4 separate regions of the Homo sapiens genome follow, and regions 2, 3 and 4 are each linked to region 1. Evidence: chromatin loops called from intact Hi-C (ENCODE). Cell type or tissue: IMR-90. All regions are shown on one strand. Region 1 overlaps RPS6KA6 (ribosomal protein S6 kinase A6). Region 2 holds the start of HDX (highly divergent homeobox). Region 3 has its middle 140 kb from the start of RPS6KA6. Region 4 has its middle 56 kb from the start of CYLC1.

Region 1 (2,500 bases):
CCTGTTTGAGTGCTCCTGAAGGGGAGATGCTACCATTCGCTCCTCAGGACGAGCCCTGGGACCGAGAAATGGAAGTGTTCAGCGGCGGCGGCGCGAGCAGCGGCGAGGTTAGTGTGGTGGCCAAGACGGGCTGGAGCCAACCCCCGCCTCCTTCCCCTCAAGACCTTGGCTGGGGACGGAGAGAGGAGAGGCGTAGGGCCGGGAAGCGGGCTCCCGGGCAAGCCCCCTTGATGCTGCCTCCACTGCCCTTTCGCTGGGGAGCGGGCGGGGATGAGACGGCGGGCTCGGGCTTGCGGAGTGAGTGCAGCCTGGGCCCGGGCTCGGCCTTGGGCGGAGCGCCTGCCTGGCGGGCCACGCCAGAGTTGTTGTGACTAAGTTTCTTCACTTTCCGACCCGAAGGGGAACTGGGGGACTGGCGGGGTGCTGTGCCTGACTCCGCGCGTCCCTTTTTCTCCGCCGCGCCTAGTTTGCTGGCTGGGAACATTTTGGGGGACAGCTGCGGACTCCAGCTCGCTGTTGAACCCCGGACGCTTTACGAACCCAGTGCAACAAACACACCAAGGTGACTAAGTAACTCTGGGGACATTTGCACATAGGCACGAGTGTTCCCTGGTAACAGCTTTCTCGTTTCTCTGTGGCTTGTTATGGTTCCTTGTAATGACCCATGTCGAGATACACTGGCGACCTATCTCCAGTCGCCAGGTTTCAGGTGATGTTCTACTGCTTCCTCTCAGGTCCCCTTGATTCTACTGCACTCTTGCTCCACCCCTTCTCCTTTCCACAACCGCTGTCCCTGCCCCGTTGGTCTGTAAAAGAAGACGCAAAGTAAACCCCAGCCCTTATAAATAAGTCGAATCTTTGGTAAGACTTAGCGAGGTTCAACCAAAATACTTTGGTTCACCTCTCTTCCCACTCTTCTTACTCTGAAACTGTTCTGGTTGGGCTTTGGTCAGCTGTGCAGTGAGAACTTAGATGTACACAGGTGCTTTGTTTTTATTGTTGTTATAAAAGCGGGCAGCATTTAAACACAAAAACGTGTCTTTTGTGATAGAAAGTTGGATCCTTTTCTGATAACTTAATCGACTGCGTACTACTCCAGTAGAGGCCACCATACACCTCCTAAAAATAGTTGGTGAAATTGATTCACAGTAGGATATTTTGAGGTAAGACTCTCAATCCTCGACATCTAAAGGGTGCAACTTTGTCTTCAAGTACTTGCTCCATTTAAAAAAAATACACATTTGGCTGTTGTATGATTACCTTGTTTTTTTTTCTTTAAATTTTTTTGTTATTTATCAACTAAACTGGGGTTAAGATTACATGCTAGAATAACATGTGGTAAGGAATATAGTGGAAATAAATTCAGAAGTACCCTAAATCTGAACCCTCTATACTTACAGGAAATATTTTACTAGTAAACCAAGCAATTCCAATATACGTTTTAATATTTTACATCTCGTAAGAACAAGATAAATGAATAGGCGTTCCTTTCTTGTTGAAATGTGGGAATGCTAACTGTTTGCACAATTGTCTAGCAAGTCTATTGAAGGGGAGAGGAACTTTGTTATATTCATGTATGTAACTTACTGAACTTATAGGCATTTAGTTTATAAAAACAGTTAAATGCTTTGATATAAGGATGGGATGGGAGGTGGGAATCCTTTTGCATGCCTACTATTTTATTATTTCTGTTAACTTTGAATGTAGTATGTTTTAAATTGTAATTACCACATATGGTTTTTTTATTGTTTGCAGTATGTTTTAGGTATTGTAGAGATTTAACAATGGGTCTCTCTACCTCAGCAATTTGGAAAAATACTCGAGTGGAAATTGTTAATCCCTATGAAGTAAAACGAAAGGTGAAGGTAATGTGGTGAAGATAGTATTTCTGCCTTCTTTCTCTAAAACAGTTATGATTGGTTAGATTTAACCCTGCAAGTTACTTAATAAAAAATATTATAGGTGAAAACTAAATGCTACATTTGAACAGACCCACTTAGTACTTAGAAGAGTTTGTTTGTTTTTAATTATATTCTTTTGATAAGAAGTAAACAAGTTTACTTTTGATAATTTATATTTTAATTACAAATTTGTTGATGTTGGCTTTAAAAATGCTAATTTTGAGTACAAGCTCTACAACCCTCAATTGTGATAATTTTAGGACTAAGAGTGTTTTTGTTGTAGAATATATATTTTTAAAATGTGCTAGAATCCTTAAAGAAAATGTAGGTAAGAATCTGTTAACTTTAATGTCAAAAGAAATAATTTCCGTCCATTTCTGTGTGTGTTGAATCTGGTAAGATTAAAGATTATAGACACTACCATATATTTTGGAGTCTTTTTGTATCTTTTACCTGTCTTGCTTGCATGGACAGTTGTTAACCTTTGAATTATCATTCAGAAGTGTGTAAATTGGTTGTTTGAGACTCTTAACATGTTTTCCCACAGGAAAAACTTATTAAGGGTACTTATATTTTTAGATCAGTACATAATAGCGAGG
Region 2 (2,500 bases), 320 kb before region 1:
ATTTTAAATAGGAAAACCTCTTTAAAGAGGTTGCATTTGAGCAAAGATTTCAATCAAGTGATGGAGTAAGTCATATAAAGATCAGACAGTACAACAGTACAGGGTCACTGCTGTGGACATGAGCTTGACTTGTTTGAGAAATAGAAGATTAATATATTTGTGAATTAGTGGCTGAGTGACAGGAGGTGAGGTCAGAAAGATGGCGGAGGCCAGATCATTTAGGGCTTTGAGGACATGGTAAGAAATCTGCATTTTATTGTATATGTGAAAGGAAACCATTGAACAATCTGAAGTTGAGCATAATCTGGCTTTTGTTTTAAAAAATCACCTAAACTCCTCTGTAGATAATTGACTATAGAGGATTGAGGTCACATGCTTTATGGCTTTTGGTGGCTTTTAATCAAATAAAAGTTATCTGCCTATTTTCAAAGGCTTTTATTATTAGCCAATTCCATCTACCACTAGTCCTCAGCATATGCCCTCTATTTGTCAAGCTGATTTCATCATGGGCTTCCTCACATCATATGAATTTATACGTCTCTACCTTTGCCTATCTTTCCCCTTTAAGACGGTGACTTCCATCTGCTCTTATCCACCATTCAAGAACCATCTCAAGTTTTAATTACATAAAATGCTTCCCTGACTTTTCACCTCACTGATGTCTCCAATAATTAAATAATGTAGCTCTTGTCTGTAGTTAATGACTGAGCACATGATCATGTACTTTATTTTATTGTTGTGAATATTTACTGTGTGCTAATCTTGTCTTCCAAACGATGTTGCAAGTTCTATGATAGCAGAGAATCAATGAATTCTATATCTCTCATGGCATCCAGCAAATCTGGGAAGTATATCAAGTGACTGTTAAATGATGTAACATGTGGCTTGACTTCTTTTCTGGAATGGTATAATGGTGATCACCCAAGAAGCTTCTGCCAGAATAGGAATTGAGGTTGGATGAATAAAAACCATAGTTTCTTTCCTCAGTCATCAGAGCCAACCAGTCACGTATAATAGTACACTTGCTTTTACTGTAAAATTCTAAAGGCTCGATGGACACCTTATTGATTTTAGTAAAACTGAATATTTACCTGTCAATCGAACACTGACCACAAAGGACTGTATTTCCTTATGCTATCATTTGATTTTGGCAGCATGTAACAATTTTGTTAAAACCCAATGTCAAGTTGGAAGGCCAGGCAGCACCTGCTCAAATGGCTGGCATGTAACTACTATAGTCACAGGGATGCTCGGTGTTCACAGCTATTCAGGAAGGTATAGAGAGCCCTGGCCGTAGATGTAGCTGATTTGTGTGAGGAAGAGGCAGTCCAGTTGCAGGCAGCCATCTCTCTTCCCCCCTCCCAACTCTTGGGTTCTGGGCTGAGGCCAGGGACTGTCCTGAGCTGATCGCAGGCTCCCATTGGCCGCTGTCTTTTGTGACGTCACGATCATGATGAGAATTGATGATCGGACACGCTGATTTCATTGTCTGAAGCGGCACTGGAGACCCAGGAAAAATCTCGCTGAATCCGCCTGCCCCAGCAGCGGCCTGATCTGGGTTCCGCTGATTCCTTTCGTAACCGCACCACACCCGAGGTAAGCACTCAACACTAAGTGGGTGAGAAGGGCGAAGGAGGGAGGGCAAAGCACCGGGATAATGCTTTTCCTAGTTTGGGGCGAGGTTGGGGGTGGGGGGGTCCATAGGTTCCGTGGCCTAAACAGGCAGACAAAAAACTGGTGCGGATCCTAGGGAGCCAAGTGCCTCTATCCTCCTAGCGAAGGCTGGCGGCTGAGTGAGATTAGAAACGAGCTGCGGATAGGGATACAATGGGGATTGCCAGAGAGCGAAGGACCTTGCTCGGAGAGAGAGCGATGTTTGGGACGCGCTTCTGGACGGGTAGTAGGAGGAAGTGGCGCCTCTGCCTCCGAAGAAAGGAGGGGATTGAATTCTACCACTTCTAGATTTCACTGGACAGTAGATTTCTCACAGCCCTACTCAAAGGCACTGAGAGCGTAGCGCCTGCGCATTAGCACCTTGGTGGGGGCGGGGTGGGTCACTGTGAGGAGAATAGGCGTGGAGTTTGCACAGGCGCTGTTTCGGTTTCACTGGAAGAGGTGGGGCTGAGCCATTTCTGTGCTGAATTTGGAAAGTAGAGACCCAGGGAACATCCCAGGCCTTGTGATGTTTCAAGCACCAGTTGATGGGGAGAGATCTGCCATTTAGTTTAAACTGGCCTACTGAGTAAATCCAGCTTCAAAATGAGCCTTATAAATTTGAGAAGGCACATTCTAAATTTCCAGATATTAGATGTTGAATAACGGAATGAACTCTAGAAGAATTTGTGAAATAGAAGTTTATCAGATAAGAAACTGTTTGGAAAAATAAACACTAATTATTCAAATGAATCTAACTTTTAATCTTAAAGGAGCTCTGATTTGAGGTGACAATGATTTTGAACCTTAAATTCTTTGGAAAGACTCAGAATGAAGTCCATTGTGG
Region 3 (2,500 bases), 140 kb after region 1:
CCTGACATTGAGAAGGGGTGCTCACACTCAGTGCTCCACACTTTTGCCATGAAGTTTTATAATCATAATTACCGGAGAGCTTTTTGACTCCCACAGGCCTCCAGATAAACATGGGAAGCTGCCTGTAAGTTGCACATAGTAATTGTTTGAATTCACTTAGAGTCCTATAACTCTTAAGCCCTGAACAGCTGCTGCCCAGCACCACCCTGACAGTCCCATCTGCCTGTGTTCTGCCCTGGGGCTGCTGCTGACACTGCCACTGCTGTCACCAGTGGGCTTGGAGGGGAGTGGGGAGACCAGGCACCTTCACACACACACCAGGGACAGATACTGTCACCACTGCGGCCAGACAGAGGTGTGAGCAAGTCATGCCTCTGCACAGCTGCCTGCCTGTATAGCTCTGAGTGAGAGGGGTCTGCCTTCCCTGGTGGTGAGCCTGCAGTGCAGCTACTCTTCTCCTGCCTGAGCATTCTACTGGTATCTTGGCAACCAGTCCACCTGTCCCTATTACAATCAGCACGTGAAGAAAAGTCTACTAGTCCAGTCCCTGATCTAGTCCCTCTGGGACAGAACATACTATTTGGGGGCCTGGAGACTGAGGGATTGCCTAGACCACTTTATCACCACTGGCACCTGATCACTCCCCCAAACATCTGAGGTCAGACTGACCCAAACAGCCAACACCATCACAGCTGGCACCAACCCGCATGTGCCAAAATGTACAGCCTTTTTCTGTCTCTACACAAAGCAGCAGTGTTCCTGCATTGGAGAAAAGGTGACCCACAAAGATATTTGTATTATGCTTAGGAAAGAGGATTCTCCCTGAAGCCATTTCCATGAAGAACTGTGAGACAATCATTTTCTGTGGCTATTAGCTGCATTGTGGCCTAGAGATAGACTACAGTGTCTGACTGAATTAAGAGTCATGATTCCTGGGACAGAGGTAGGATAGAAAAACAGATCTTATCCCTTCTTCCCTTGGATGTTAAGCTGGTGCCCACCCTCCCACTGTGTGGAGACCTTGGTACATTTCAAAAAGAACTTCCACTGCCACCCCCATCAGGGTTGGTGCCTACGCTGCTTGTCATTGGCGTATTTGTGGGCAAGCATGGTAGTCCAGCTCTATCTTTGTCTCTCAAGCCCATCCTGAGGTGTGAGGGGACAAGAACTCAGGGCACCAGAGCATTCCACAGACCCGCCCAGCACCCATCACCTGAAACAACAGCGCACCTCCCAATAAACAAAGATCAAACACATACCCATCTGTTTCAGCTGCAGGTGGCGTTTACCATGGGCGCCACCTACTGGCCTACAAATTAAACTGCACAACCCAATACAAAACCTGCTGACACAAGCACACAGTACTAAGGAAAGAAAGAAGCTTTCTGAGACCTCCACAATCCTGGTACTTCAGAAGTCAGCGTGCCTGCTCATATGCCCAGTAAATCACTAGTACATGAAACATTTGAGAAAGCCACTCCACAACACCTATCTATAATGAGTGAAGCCAAATGACCATGCACAACAAACATTATAGTCACATATTCCAGGGAAATGAAAGTAAATTAAAAAATAAGAAGAGACAGCTTTTACAGTGAGAAGGAACCAGTGTAAGAACTCTGGCAGTATGAAAAAACATAGTGTTATGATCCCCACAAAGCATCACCACCTCTCTAGCAATAGATCTAATCAAAATGAGAATTCTGAAATAAGAGATAAAGAATTCAAAATATGGATTGGAAGGAAACTCAGTGAGATCCAAGAGAAAGTTAAAAACCAACACAAAGAAATCAGAATAACAATTCAGAATATGAAAGAAGACATAAATATTTTTAAATGAAAACAGAATTTATAGAAACAAAAAAATTTTGAAGAAATTATAAAACACATGTTAAAGCTTTAAAAATATGCTAGACTAAACAGATGAAGGAATTTCAGAGCTGGAAGACAGGTGTTTTGAATTAACCCAGTCAGATAAAAATAAAGAAAAACAATTTTTAAAAATGAACAAAGCATTTGTGAAATACGGGATTATGCAAAGTATCCAAAGTATGATTTACAGGTATTCCATAGGGAGAAAAAAATAAAAAGTATAAAAAACCTATTGAAGGAAATAATTCAAGAAAATTTCCCTGGTCTTGCCAGAGTTTTAGAATTCCAGATGCAAGAAGCTCAGAGAACACCTGAACTCCTGGAAGATATATTGCAAGAAGAACCTCATCAAGGTATATTGCCTTCATTCTACCCAAAATCAATGTGAAGGAAAAAAAAATCCAAAAGCAGCAAGAAAGAAGTGTCTAATCACCAATGAAGGAAGTCTTATCAGACTGACAGTGGATTTCTCAGCAAAAACCTAAAAGAAAAACAGAAGAGACTGGGTTTCTACTTCCAGCGTTCTAAAAGAAAAAATTTCAGCCAAGAATATTGTTTCAGCTAAACTAAGCTTTATAAATAAAAGAGAAATAAAACCTTTTCCACTTAAGCAAACACTAAAGGAGTT
Region 4 (2,500 bases), 270 kb after region 1:
TTTATGCAGCCAAAAAACACATGAAAAAATGCTCACCATCACTGGCCATCAGAGAAATGCAAATCAAAACCACAATGAGATACCATCTCACACCAGTTAGAATGGCGATCATTAAAAAGTCAGGAAACAACAGGTGCTGGAGAGGATGTGGAGAAATAGGAACACTTTTACACTGTTGGTGGGACTGTAAACTAGTTCAACCATTGTGGAAGTCAGTGTGGCGATTCCTCAGGGATCTAGAGCTAGAAATACCATTTGACCCAGCCATCCCATTACTGGGTATATACCCAAAGGACTATAAATCATGCTGCTATAAAGACACATGCACACGTATGTTTATTGTGGCTCTATTCACAATAGCAAAGACTTGGAACCAACCCAAATGTCCAACAATGATAGACTGGATTAAGAAAATGTGGCACATATACACCATGGAATACTATGCAGCCATAAAAACTGATGAGTTCATGTCCTTTGTAGGGACATGGATGAAATTGGAAATCATCATTCTCAGTAAACTATTGCAAGGACAAAAAACCAAACCCCGCATGTTCTCACTCATAGGTGGGAATTGAACAATGAGAACACATGGACACAGGAAGGGGAACATCACACTCTGGGGACTGTTGTGGGGTGGGGGGAGGGGGGAGGGATAGCATTAGGAGATATACCTAATGCTAAATGACGAGTTAATAGGTGCAGCACACCAGCATGACACATGTATACATATGTAACTAACCTGCACATTGTGCACATGTACCCTAAAACTTAAAGTATAATAATAATAAAATTAAAAAAATACAGCCTACATATAATGTATATTAACTCAAAAAAAATGTTTTCTTTTACCTTGTCAAGCATCTTTAACACAGTTATTTTACATCTATTGTGAGGTAGCTCATAGAGCTGCATTTCTTTAGGTAGGTTTCTTGAGTTTTATTTTGTTCCTTTCATTGATCCATGTTTTCCTGTTTTTTGTTTTTTGTTTTTTTTTTTTTTTTTTGTATACCTTATAATCTTTTGTTGAGATTTGGGCATTAGAAAACCACCATCTCTCCCAGTATTTAAAGTATAGCTTTGTACAGGGGACAACATTCGCTAATCAGCCTGTTAGAGGTTCTATGAACTCTCAAATATTTTCTGAAAATGTGTCATTTTTGGGCTTGTGCATGTGATTTTAACAGACTCAAATTTCCTGAACTGTCTGCCCTTGCTTCTTCTGGTGTAATCTCTTGCTCCCTCTGGTGTTTGCCTGAGGAGCTGCAGTCCTAACCTGCTGGGTGCGCAACTGTTTTCAATGACTCCCAAACTAGGTCTCCAATCTATTCAGTACTGTGTCAGGCAAAATAAAAAGCAATCACTCTAGTAATCCCTAGACAAACCAGAACATTGGATACATGGTCCACTCTTTTGTTTTCATCCTGAAAGATGGGCCCTAGTATGGGAGATTTCCTTCCAGTTGTAAAGTTTTCTACCCCTTTCACTAAAATTTCTTGTTAGTTTTGTGTCAACTTGTGTGCCTTAGCTTTTCAGCTGTTTTCTAGAATTCTCAAAAAGGTATTCTTGTCTACATTTAGTTGTTATCCTGGTGCCTCTGTGGGGGGAATAAAGACCTGGAGCTACTTAGTCTGTCATCTTGCTGATCAGGCAACTGTTTTTGACAAAGGTGCAAAGGAACCTCAGATGAATACCTTTTTTACATACAAATAGTGATTCTGGAATATTTGTATGAAAAATATAAACCTTGACCGTCACCTTATAGCATATACAAAAATTAACTTGAAATAAATCATAGTTATAAATGTAAACTTAAACCATAAAACTTCTAAAATATAACAGAAAAAGTTTTTCTTATCTTGAATTATGCAAAGGATTTTCATATATGACACCAATAGCATTATCTGTTAGAAGATACAATGACAAATTGGGCATTATCAAAATTAAAAATGACTTCTCTTTGAAAGACATTGTTGATAGAATAAAAAGAGAAGCCATATATGGAGATAAAGTGTTTGCAAACTCATGGATTATAAAGGATCTGCATCCAGAATATGAAAATCAAGTTCTCAGAGCTCAATAATGACAAAACAAATAACCCAGTATAAATGAATCAAATAATTAAATAGATACTTCAATAAAGAGGAGATGCAGATGAAAAATAAGCAATTAAAACAAAGATAAATAGCTGGAACTTAACTGATTTAAAAAGCTTTTGCACAGCAAAAGGAACAGTCAGCAGAGTAAAGAGACAACCTACAGAGTGAGAGAAACTCTTCACAATCTATACATCTGACAAAGGACAAATATCCAGAATCTACAACAAACCCAAACAAATTAGCAAAGAAAAAAACAATACCATCAAAATGTGGGCTAAGGATATGAATAGACAATTCTCTAAAGAAGATACACAAATGGCCAACAAACATGAAAAAATGCTCAACCTCACTAATGATCAGAGAAATGCAAATCAAAACCACAAGGCGATACCACCTCACTCTTG

The links. A loop is a pair of places that touch in the nucleus more often than their neighbours do. Peaks named below come from ENCODE experiments on the same cell type or tissue, not always from the same donor. Only the 100,000 strongest peaks of a DNase experiment are listed, where the experiment ranks them.
Region 2: a loop joins it to region 1, with 2.0 times the contacts of the local background. A loop is called at or near these places in 3 of 110 quality-filtered maps.
Region 3: it touches region 1 in a loop (17-fold over the local background); 9 of 110 quality-filtered maps call a loop at or near these places.
Region 4: it touches region 1 in a loop (29-fold over the local background); 2 of 110 quality-filtered maps call a loop at or near these places.

What each region holds. Positions count from the first base shown.
Region 1 is chrX:84,185,426-84,187,925 of GRCh38, reverse strand. RPS6KA6 (ribosomal protein S6 kinase A6) reads left to right here. Exons shown (of 22, transcript NM_014496.5): 1 at 1-107. The coding sequence starts at 27. Among named protein-coding and RNA genes, the nearest start is that of RPS6KA6, 1.5 kb to the left of the region's middle. In IMR-90, a CTCF peak has its summit at 1,097 (motif pointing right); no DNase peak of the experiment used is centred here; H3K4me3 peaks cover 1,175 bases; H3K27ac peaks cover 535 bases.
Region 2 is chrX:84,501,438-84,503,937 of GRCh38, reverse strand. It overlaps HDX (highly divergent homeobox), which reads left to right and starts at 1,485. Exons shown (of 11, transcript NM_001177479.2): 1 at 1,485-1,596. RefSeq lists a silencer at 1,312-1,461. In IMR-90, no CTCF peak of the experiment used is centred here; DNase peaks (open chromatin) are centred at 1,427 and 2,047; H3K4me3 peaks cover 1,156 bases; H3K27ac peaks cover 806 bases.
Region 3 is chrX:84,045,389-84,047,888 of GRCh38, reverse strand. No RefSeq gene overlaps it. Among named protein-coding and RNA genes, the nearest start is that of RPS6KA6, 140 kb to the left of the region's middle. RefSeq lists an enhancer at 940-1,506. In IMR-90, a CTCF peak has its summit at 1,309 (motif pointing left); no DNase peak of the experiment used is centred here; H3K27me3 peaks cover 207 bases.
Region 4 is chrX:83,915,466-83,917,965 of GRCh38, reverse strand. No RefSeq gene overlaps it. Among named protein-coding and RNA genes, the nearest start is that of CYLC1, 56 kb to the right of the region's middle. In IMR-90, a CTCF peak has its summit at 1,249 (motif pointing left); no DNase peak of the experiment used is centred here.